Linked DNA regions of Homo sapiens: region 2 is linked to region 1. A link is a contact called in ENCODE Hi-C or POLR2A ChIA-PET data. All regions are on one chromosome and are shown on one strand. The core of a region is the stretch at or near the end of the contact, and the rest is flanking DNA. Distances in the headings are between cores, read along the strand shown.

Region 1 (5,708 bases), core at 1,199-3,698:
ATTTCCTATTAGGTTATAGGTTGAATAGGAGAAAAAAAATAATTGAGTGCCTCTGGAAAAAAAAAGATGTTGATCTTCAAAACATCCACAGAAGAGAGATAAATATTACCTCTCTTGGTAACTTGACATGTTGCAACTAAGAACAAATGATACACATGAGCTTTATTTAAAATTTAGTTAAGCTTCAGGCTTTTTGGTCTGTTAGATGGCAAATATTTAATGCACTAGTGGAAACAAATTCTTAAGGTTTATACTTTGGAAGATGAATAGGTCTAAGTCAGTCACAACTCTCAGATTTAGATTTGATTGACTAACAGGTACAACCTTGCAAAAGAAGCTGGCTGTGTTCTTGGGTGATGGGCTGGTCGTGATGCAGGTTACCAGCCCTTAGGCTTTTCTTTGTTTCCATGAGGGCTGCCACAGAACTGGCCCTAAACACTTCTGTAGCACTCTCAAGCTCAGGGAATGAATTCAGGGTCTGATGAGTGCCATCAGAAATACATCTTGCAGGAAGAGATAGTAATTGGAATAGTTGTGAATCTAGCCAGATACTTTGTATCATCCTTGTGCAGTATTACCACATGTTAGATCTTCCTGTCGTTATTTAGAAGTAACAGCTAAAGCAATCATTCCTACACACTTCATTTTGACAGTGCAAAAGCTTTAAAATATGTTTCCCTGATGGCAAAATATGCTTGATAACCAGAGAGAACTATCCTTTAAAAAGCAGTTTTTAGTGCACAAACAGCTGTCTTCCATTTTTGGCATACAAAGGGAACAACTAAAATGACTAATCTCACTAAGTATTACAATAAAAGTGCTGACAAAACCTTAACTATATACTTCACATCTTTAGTAGCCCTGTAATTACAGCTCCAGTTTAAAAAAAAAAAACAACAAAACAAAACCACAACAACTTCTAGAGCACATTTAATTGCTATTTGCACTTATCATTGTCTTTCTTCCCATAGGAGGGTTATACACTGACCCCCAATATCAGTCATTTATCTGTCCCGGAAAGGTAAATGTGTTATTGAATACGACATCTTTTTTTAATGTCATTTCTATTATCCTAGCAGATACTCTGGAGGATAACTAATAGTGCTTGATCAGAATTGGGGCTTGGACAACTTAGTAAATATCATGCTGCCATCTATACTTTATTAACTGTCAACCTGCATTGATTTTTATCTTTTCCTGTACAAATAAGTTTTGTGAATTGTGTATCAGTGAAGCAGAAGCCTAACAATAATCTCCAGGACATTATATTTAGAAAATGTTCATTTAAAAATATGTTTAGGGTTACCAAGGGATAAATAAAGGAGATTTTTTTTTTAAATCAAGTTTACCTCTGTATTACTTAATATATTTAGGAATTGTTCCTCAAAAAATCATCAGGGCTGTAGGTAAGTTTGCAGTCACATCTGCCTTTCCTAACATGTTTTCTTTTTTTCTTTTCTTGCTTTCTTTCTTGCTTTTTTTTTTTTTTTTTTTTTTTAGGTGGAGTATGTTGCCCAGGCTGGAGTGCAGTGGCGTGATCTCTGCTCACTGCAACTTCTGCCTCCCAGGTTCAAGTGATTCTCGTGCCTCAGCCTCCTGAGTAGCTGAGATTACAGGAGCATGCCACAGTGTCCAGCTAATTTTTGTATTTTTAGTAGAGAGGGGGTTTCACCATGTTGGCCAGGCTGGTCTTGAACTCCTGACCTCAGGTAATCCGCTTGCCTCGGCCTCCCAAAGTGTTGGGATTACAGGCGTGAGCCACCGCGCCTGGCTTCCTAACATGTTTTCATTTTCACATTTCCTCTTGGAATCCTGTAATGAGCTGGAGATGGGAAAAGGGATTTATGCTTCTGATCTTTTTTGAGACCCACTGGTGGGAGAGTAGGTGTTGTGACCAGTGTCTGTGGTGGCCTCTATAATTCTTAGTCCCACCTTGGACATCCTTGTTGGTTTACGGCATTAGGATGTTGGCCCCTCCCAGGAGGGCCTGTGGAGCCTATAGCCACATTCCTGCAGGTTGCAGCTGCAATGCTTAATCCTGCCAGTCTGACTGTACAAAGGACAACATCCTAAGGATAGTTAGGAGCACAGAGTCAGATGCTGGGTCTCCCACTTAGAAAGTGCATGACCTTGGGCAATTTTGCATAGCTTTTCTAATTCTTAGTTTTCTTACATGTATAACAGGGATACTACTACTACATCGCTATGAGAAAAAATGAGATAATATGTATGAAGCTCTTAGCACACTGCCTGGCATAATGAAAGCATTCAGAAAGTGATGGCTATATTTATTATTTTGACTAACAGGAGACTCAGACTACAATGCAGCACGTCCGGAAAAATGTTTAGACACAGGAAGCTATTCTGGAGAAACTGCTTACATTAAGATTCTTTTGACTGTAAAGAAACGAAACCTTGTTTGAACTAGCTTCCGCCAGAAGGAGACTGAATGAAAGTCATAGGGCAAAGATGAAAGGTAGAGTAAGCCTCACAGGGTGGGGCTGGGAGCTAGAAGGCACAGCTGGGCTACTCTATCTTTTCATATCATCGTGGCCTTCCCATCTCTGCCTCTGTCTATGCTTCTGTTCCCTCCCGCCCCGTCTTGACCAAATTCCTCTGCTTACTCACCTTGCGTATGACTCCAGTGGCCTTCCCGACAGCACTGATAGCAACTGGCTTGTGTGTGTCTTGATACACAATTTGTGAGGGTCTGATTGGCCCAGCTCATCTGTTTGAGCTGGACCACATGAGTCATAAGCCACTGTCTAGCTAACGGATTGAGTTCTCTTTGGTCAGTTGTTCATCATGATCCAGTCATGGCCCATGCAGTTAAGATCATATGGGAGGATAGAGCTGCCTCTTTCAGACCAGTGGGCAGAGCAGGTTTTCTTGAAAAGATTAGGAATATCTAGTACAGTTTTCCTGAGAGACTTGACCACCCTGCTGCTGGCAGTTTTGGTGATTTAGTCCTAATGACAAGGACCCAATTATGGAGAAGTAGAGAAGTCCTAAAAACTGGTGGTGTCTCTACTTGTCTCCCCAAATGTGGCTGCTGTCAAGGTAATTGCTCAGTGAAGAAGTGTTTCTCCATCTGTGCCTTTCAGGGCAGAAGGTCAGAATGGGAAGGACTATGCCAGATTTTTCCAAGCATAGGAAAGAGCAAGTAAAGAGACTGGGGATGGAGATGGGAGGAGGCTAGGGGTAGGAGATAGTTCATGTGGGTAAGGATGCTAAATCAGTGTGGCTAGCTTGTTGAGGAACTGTGACTCCTCAGGGAGGTCAGAGAAAAGCAGGCGTGGGAAGTCCTTTAGGCTCAGGGAAGTGGCTGACCCAAGAGGGGGAATACATTCTAAATTCCTCTGGCACAGAGCCCCAGGGGCCTGGTGTTTCTCTCTGTTCTGACAAGGGAGGTGGCTGTTTGCCTGGCGGAGCTGCTCACTGCAAGCTGCAGCTGTGCCTCATTCTCCCATGTGACATTGAGTTCTCTGGAGAGCTGGACCAGGGCAGCTGGAACAGGTTAGTAAAGACAAGGATTCCCCAGATGTGTAAATCCTAAACCAGACAAGGAGTTCTTCATGTTCTCCCCAAGGAGGAATGGTTTGGAGTCACTGACTACAGTTAAAATGCAAAAGAAGGTCTGTTGCTGTGGAGATATCTGGAATAGGGCCTAGCCCTTGAAGTAATTGATAAACACCTGAAGTCCTCGCTCCTGGTCTTGCCCAAAAGTCTTCACATTTTCACTTTGGTTGGGGGAGGTGGTAGCTTGATTATGACAAAGTCTCCTGGTCTCATTTAGTTGCCTTTTAGCAAATAATGTGACCCATTGTGCCAAGTGGATGGGAAGGGAGCTTCTCTTATTCCCTGGGCAGTAACCAAATGGTCTTAGACAAGAGAACCAGCAATTCAGGTTTTGGATCAGTGCTTTTGTGCCCCTTACAGAGAAGGGAGAGGGTGATGGACAGCAACATGGCGAGGAGGGGAAGTCCACAGAAAGCAGTCGCCAGCAGATTGAAGCAATGATAATTAAAGTAACAACAATAAGAGGTACCATTTATTTAGCACCTACCATTAGGCCTTTGCACACATTTATTTCTCCACAAGCCCTGCAAATTAGCTATTAAAATATCTGTTGTACAGATGAAGGAACTTAAAGTGATTAAATAACTTGCCCAAATCCAGACAGTGGCTAAATTGGAGTCTGAGACTCAGTCTATCTGACACCAATGTCCATGGAAGTTCTGCTACCATTCGCTGATTCTCCAGATTGAGATGCTAAAAATAATAAAGAGGATACAAACAATTAAAAAATGAAAGAAGTTTCACTTAGAGGTCTGGATGAGAGAAAGAAAGAAGACGAGACACTAAGCCAGAATGGGAAGAGAGAGGCACAGGAAGGGCAGCCATGGTCCGGGATTTGAGGATAGCATAGATTCACTGAAAAGTTCAGGTCGTCTGGGTTGTCTGGGCATGTGGGTTTAGGACCCCTTTGCTAGGGAAAAGAATAAAGCTCAGTTGGAGGGTGCCAAGAAAAGGTGGAAAATAAATCCATATACTTTTCCCAGGATTGTCTACATTCCAGAAAAGTTGAAAAGGAGTGTTCTTTAGAGTCCAAGAAGAAAAATCAGCAAGAAGAAAAATGCCTTTGGGCATTTTTTTTTTTCAAAACTAAAAAGCAATGTATTTATCTTTGCCAGCATTCAAGTAACTAGAAGTATTCTGGATGGGGCCACATTTCAAAAAGCTCTGAGTAGGCGCACAGGTGCAATGCCAAATGCAACAGCTGAGAGGCCACCTCCCCACCCCGCTGGCCCTACCCCCTGCTCTGTCCCCTCCAGAGTAGCAATGCTAACAGCTGACCTACCGAAACATGCAAATCTAATGTTACATGACAGGGACTAATCCATGTGTGAACTTCTGAAAAGTGAACTCTTCTCTTTTGGGCACTTCAGATTTTCATTGGAAAAATCATATTGTGTTGAGAAAAATTTCTAGAGACATCTTTGTGTTCTGCTAATTAAGTAGAAAAGTCCTAAATTTCTCTATTTGTCAATCTTTATGAAGGTTTCCCCAGAATATAAGTCTCTCCATTGGGAATACAATAAGTGAGGAGAGCTCAGGGACTGAAGTTTTCATCATAAAGAGTGATGTCTTACTACAAAGAGTGTCAGCAAAATCTTAAAACACGTTGGTTTATTTTTAATGGCAAGACAGTCTCTATATATGATCATGACGCCTCCAACTGTATGAATTGCTACACAATGTGCCATGTTCCTTTGTGACTCCAGGGATGAGCTTATTGAGACATGGAGCAGTGTACAATGTGAGGCACATCATTTTCTAAACTGTATTCTGTAAAAACTACTCCCAAGATAAGTTCTTTGAAAAGAGGGTATCATAGTTAAATCAAATTGAGAATTGCTGCATATAAAAAGATAATCTCTTGCAGGTTCATGATATGCCCTCTTTTCCACAGAGCCTAGACCAGGTCTCAGAATTCTTTCAACGTAGTGCTCTAGTAAGCTCTACTAATTGACTGGTTTTGGTAGAGGAATGGAAACTACTTACCGTCCTTTTTCTACTCTGGCCTAGTAAGTTTAGAAGCACTTAAAAATTGAATGAGGGCAAAATCAGGGGCTGCTCTGTGGCTTAGGACACCAGGGAAGCTATAAAAGAGAGTGCTAGCCCTTTTGTCTAAAGTCTTGTGTGGG
Region 2 (5,708 bases), core at 809-3,308, 1.4 Mb after region 1:
GGTCAGGAGTTCGAGACTAGCCTGGCTAACATGGCGAAACCCTGTCTCTACTAAAAAAAAGAAAAAATACAAAAATTAGCCGGCTTTGGTGGCGGGTGCCTGTAATCCCAGCTACTCAGGAGGCTGAGGCGGGAGAATCTCTTGAACCAGGGAGGCAGAGGTTGCAGTGAGCAGAGATCGCACCGTTGTACTCCAGCCTGGGCGACAAGAGTAAAACTCCGTCTCAAAAAAAAAAAAAAAAAAACAAAGGAGAAGAAAAGAAAAATTAAAAAGGAAAAGGATCCCTTTTTCTAAGACTCTTAGACTTTTCTAAGACACTAAGCCCTAAGACACTTCACTTCCATCAGTCAGAAAATTATAAAAATAGAACACTCTATAATGCTTATGTTGTGAGTGAAGTTGCAGGGGAGAAGCAGCAGAAGATAGCCTGGGTTACACTTAATTTTGATTTAGACTCCATCAAATTCCCAGGTTTGATCATGATCCCCACAAGAAGAGTGAGTAAGGTGGTAGCACAGACAGCGTCCACCTTTGTGGCCTGCACCTGGAGAGAACAGTGTCTGTTCTATGGAAAGGGCCCATGGAGCAGTGTGAGTGCTGGGTGTGCTCCCAGCAGGGCTGCCACCTCCTCTGTCTGCCACTTGGCTCTTTCCAGAGGAGGCTGGGCCCCAGCAACGCAGCTCTAAGAACCTCTAAGAACATTTAAGAGGCTCACCAGTTATGACTGACTGAACGATGGGAAATTCAGTGGCTGATGACACAGTAGTTGTAGGAAGGAGTTTACCCCTGAAGCTTGTTCTTCATTAACCCTTTTGGGACTATGCATCACCTTTGAGAACCTGCTAAAAGCCATGGACTGACACCCCCTGCAGTATCAGGGTGTATTAGTCTGTTTTCACGATGCTGATAAAGACATACCTGAGACTGGGAAGAGAAAGAGGTTTAACTGGAATTACAATTCCACATGGCTGGGCAGGCCTCAGTATCATGGCGGAAGGTGAAAGGTACTTCTTACATGGCAGTGGCAACGGAAAAATACGGAAGAAGCAAAAGTGGAAACCCCTGCTAAACCCATCAGATCTCATAAGGCTTATTCACTATCATGAGAATAGCATGGGAAAAACTGGCCCCCATGATTCAATTACCTCCCCCTGGGTCCCTCCCACAACACGTGGGAATTCTGAGGGATACAATTCAAGTTGAGATTCGGTGGGGACGCAGCCAAACCATATCACAGGGCTAGTGGGTCACTCCATGGAAACCAGGCTACATACTCTCATTCACCAAGGCTACTCTGGGGAACTCCAGCAGCTTCTTGGAGCGTGGCAGGACTCAGAGTGGGGAGCCCATGAGGCCTCAGGCAGTGGAGCAGGAGATATATGGCTTACTTAGATAGATTTCCACTTCTTATCAACAATTTTTCCTGCAAGCTGCTTTTTTCCAATGGAAACTCTGCCCTTAGCTTTGTCAACAAGATTTCTGGGCTGATTACTGCTCTCCAGGTAACAGGCAGGCTATGCCCGTCACTGCTGGAGAGTGGCCGGTGACGCATAGGGGACTGGCCCATTTAGAAGCTGCAGTTCAATCTCTCTGGTTTTACAACTGAAGAAACGGAGGCCGTGAAAGTAGAACCATGGGTATTTAGAGGCTGGGATGGGTAGCAGGGAGGGGAAGATGGGGAGAGGTTGGTTAACAAATACCAAATTAAAGCTGGACAGGAAGAATGGATTCTGGTTTTCTGCAACACTGCAGGGTGACTCTGGTTAACTATAATTTACCTTCTATTCCCCAAAAGCTAGGAAAGAAGATTTTGAATGTTCACAACACAAAGAAATGATAAATGTTTGGGGCAATACATAAGCGAATTGCCCTGATTTGATCACTGCACATTGTGTACCCATATTGAAATATCACTCTGTATTCCATATGTACAATTATTATGTGTCAACTACAAATAAAAAGAAAAAATTCTAAGAAAGTCAATAAAAACAAGAGAGGAGAAGTATACTCCCTTACTGCGTGGCCTTGGACATGTCACTTCCTCTCTGATGGCCTCAGTCTCTTCTCAGTCTCCTCTGAGGTAATCAGAGAGGAAGTGACATATCCAAGGCCACACAGTAAGGAAGTATACTTTCTCACCTCCAGCCTGGCCGAGTCCAGTACCCCCAATCGCCTGCCTGAGCAGCTTCAGGGCGAGGATGTGGTGTGGGGTAGGAATGGGCCATGGAAGCTGGTGTGTACTCTCCCTTTGGGGCTGAGAGTTCCCTGTAGGAGGCCTGATGCAGACTGCAGCAGGTCCTCCCAGCATTGACTACATTCTTACAATCAACACAGAGAAACAAAAATGTTGCTAGGATCACCCACATGCTCCTGCCCGACTAACTCCAGCTCCTGGCTTCAGCTCCCGTGGCCAAAGACATGAACAAGAACTCAAGACAGGGAGTACTTTAGAGGAAAGTGGGATACGCCTGGCCTGAGCTTTCTCTACTCCAGGTGGGTCTTCCTGGGACACTAGCATGGGGGTACTTCCCAAGGATATCTGCTACAGGGAAAAGTTGATGAGACAAGGAGGCTATTTGTTCAGTGACTTGGAGACCAAGAAATAGAAACTGGGGCATCCCCAAAGGGAGAGAGTAGGTCCAGCCCTTCTTTGGGGAGACCCAAACTACTGCTAGTGTTAGTGCAGCTGATGGCTAAATGGGATTTTCTCTGAAAACAAAAACAAAAACAAAAAAGCAGCTCAAGACAGCGGGAGAAAGCTGCTTCCAAGCCACTCCCAAGCCCAGCTTCCAGTGTGCCTGTGTGCCTCCCTCCAGGCTAAGCATCTGTCTTAACGCTGGGACCCGCAGCCTGAGTCCACATAGGCCTGAGCCACGGTTTTTTGTTTTTTTTTTAATTGCACATCACTCCTTTATTATACTGATCTGGAAAAAGGATTTAGTACAGTTATGCTCAAATGAACACTGGACCCATGTGGCAGGACCAAGCAACTAGAACATGATTCAAAAAATCAGTGAAAGACACATTTGGACAGGACCAAGAGGCATTTCACTGCCACGAAACAAGGCGGGGAGGGATTCTAAAACACACAGCAGGAAGCACTCCTGCTCCTCAGAGGTCAAGGAGCTTATCCCATATTAGTATGAGGAATGGCTTATTTTCTGACGACCACATGAGGGACTATTTCAACTGCCACGAGAAACCCCAGAAAGGTTATTGTTTTGTATTTTACATATATGTAATATGTATTTTATATATATTATGTATGTAATATATATTTTATATATATATATATATATAAATCTAACACATAAACTAAATTCAGGATTGATCCCAACCTTCTAGAGCCAGCTCCTCTGGGGTCAGGGAGGAAACGGTTGTCACGTCACCAGGCAGGTTACATTCATCTTCCACTGGAATGACTAGAGCCCCAAGGCAGTGGCCTGACTGCAGAAGAGCAGAGGACTGGCTCCTGGGGGCAGACAGGCTGTCTTGCTTCTCCTCATTGGTTATGGCTTAGCACGGTTCCTCCCCACAAGTCCTTACTAAACAAAACACTCGCAAAAACCCAAGTCACTACCTTTAAACTCTCTTGGATAAGGGGAGCTTTCCCACAGCTTGGACTGAGAACGTGTGCCCTAGAAGTGCTATTCTGACTAGATTGTATGAAGGGAGTGGGTGCAGGAGACAAAATGGCTAAAATGAAAATGGGAGCCACTGGTCCCCATCTGCAGCTACAACTCAAGATGTCTACAGATGTGGTCAGTGTGACATGTGCAGGAGGGAGGGGCAGAGGGACGCGATGGGCAGGGAGGGTGCTCCTGGGGACAGTGGCCTGCCCAGGCCTGAGCCACTCTTGCTCAGGCAAACCTCTTTGAGGCCCAACAACCTACCCCTATCCAGGGTGGCCAGGCTTATTTTCCTTATTTTCCTTCTGGGACCAACGTGATCTCTGAGTCACGTAGACTCTTCCGCATTGTGTCAAAGGTCAGTATTCAAACCCCAGGTCCTACCAGCTCTGAGATATTTGGGATCCTTGGGATCAGACCCCTTGCCTTTGTCCAGCTACCTGGGCCAGCCTGATGCCCCTGGCCACCTGACCACTGTTCAGATGCCCCCAGAGCCCATTCCTGTCTCCTTATCTACAAACAGGGACATGATAATACCTGAGTCTCAGTTCTTGTGTGGGGATCAAACGAGCTGATCTCTGAGTAGCCCTCAGAAGGGTGCCTGGCACACCATAAGCTTTATGTGTTAACTATTATTATTATAACTGTACCTGGCTTTAGTATAATCAATGGAGAATCCAGGAAAATGAGAAGAACTTCAGGCCCGAGAGAGGTGCTGTGAAGGGCAGGATGCCTGCTTCTCAGTCCCAAAAGCTCCACCCCAAACAAACGTTGCCCAGAAAGCCACAATTTTGCTGAGCTGGGAAAAAAACTGACCACCCCACCCACTGTCTGTGGCTTCTAAAACTCTTTCAAAACTTCTTGGGGTGAGGAGAAATGAGTTGTTCTAATCTCTCTCCTAACAGTCAGAGAAGCTGAGCTACAAATCTGGACTTTTCCTCCACGTAAAACATAAAGCCTGTGGCTCCCAAGTTGTCACTGATTACCACCCTTACAGCCATCATCCTTCCTGTCCCTTCTCATCCAGTGTCACCTCCATCCCCCACCTCCCCCATCATCAAGTGCTGATCCTGTACCTGCATCTGTTCTCACTCTAGTGGGACCTGAAGCTTGACTACCTCCAGGATGCCGATGCCCCGCTGTCTGTTACCAGGGCAGCGGCACCACCACCACCCACCCCCACCCACCACCACCTGAAGCAGAAAGCAGAACTCAGGAGAAGGCTGAGGTGGGTGCCGAGGGGCTGGAGTCAGGAGGTGGCAGCGAGAACCGTGGAAGCCCTGGCAGAAGAATGGCCCTGCCATGCCCCTTCACCTAGACATGGGGTGGGCTCTGGCTCAGTGGGCCTGGACTTCTGGCTGCCCCAGCTCTTGAAGGCCTGGGAAGGCCATTCACTTATCCTGGGATAGATTCTGAAGCCTGTGTCAGAATCAGGGAAGGATCCCCAGGGTCCTCTGAGATGGGCAGGGCTGGGCTAACTCTCCACCAGGCAGCTCCGGTCCCATGCACGGCTGATTTGCCCAAACGTACCGTCTCCATCTTCTAGGTTATTAGTGAGGGTGGACACTTCCCCTGTACTGTGTTCATGCAGCTTCTCAGGACCTGGGCCACGTAGGAAGTTCCCACTCACTTTCAAGGGCAGCAGCAGTCACCCCAAGGTGACATCGGCTGCTCCTCCATTTCTGATTAGAATGACTTCCCCCTAACAAGCTTTTCCAGAGCTGTTTGGTCAGGCTTCTGGCCATCCTTCTGGGTAGGGTCCCTCTTCAGGACACCCCTGGAGGGCCAGGGATAGGATGTGGCGGCATTTCTTCTTGGCCTCACACTGTGGTGGACATTGACTCTGGCCTCTGCTGCCTTATCTCTGATAGGGTCCCTGCCTATGTTTAAGTGCCAGCCACATGGAAAGGCCTGTACTGGAAGTGAGAGACACAGTGGTGAGCAAGACATAGACCCTGTCCTCTAGGAGCTTACAGTCTACCGCGGGTTGGGGGGTGGGGATGGGGGACAAACAGGAACCTCCAATTCAGTACGACACATCCTACGATCCAGGTAAGTGCCAGGTCTAGAGGGAGCATA

What was found. Hi-C counts contacts between places; a loop is a spot of excess contacts on that map. ChIA-PET counts read pairs that join two places held with the same protein, here RNA polymerase II (POLR2A). Pooled maps may share reads with other maps.
Region 2: a map of naive thymus-derived CD4-positive, alpha-beta T cell shows a loop between it and region 1 (5-fold over the local background). The contact joins two enhancer-like sites. A Hi-C loop is called at or near these places in 1 of 168 maps with a recorded cell type or tissue (naive thymus-derived CD4-positive, alpha-beta T cell) and 1 of 50 pooled maps. POLR2A ChIA-PET finds 5 or more read pairs at or near these places in 1 of 52 experiments (activated CD4-positive, alpha-beta T cell).

What each region holds. Positions count from the first base shown.
Region 1 is chr12:46,521,628-46,527,335 of GRCh38, forward strand. The region is part of intron 3 of SLC38A4-AS1 (SLC38A4 antisense RNA 1); the gene reads left to right. Among named protein-coding and RNA genes, the nearest start is that of SLC38A4-AS1, 140 kb to the left of the region's middle. Within about 2 kb of position 2,449, at least 21 of the 41 ENCODE cell types and tissues checked have a DNase peak (open chromatin) inside an H3K27ac peak, as active enhancers do.
Region 2 is chr12:47,887,098-47,892,805 of GRCh38, forward strand. All of the region lies in intron 1 of VDR (vitamin D receptor), which reads right to left. Among named protein-coding and RNA genes, the nearest start is that of VDR, 15 kb to the right of the region's middle. RefSeq lists an enhancer at 2,163-2,342. Within about 2 kb of position 2,059, at least 3 of the 41 ENCODE cell types and tissues checked have a DNase peak (open chromatin) inside an H3K27ac peak, as active enhancers do.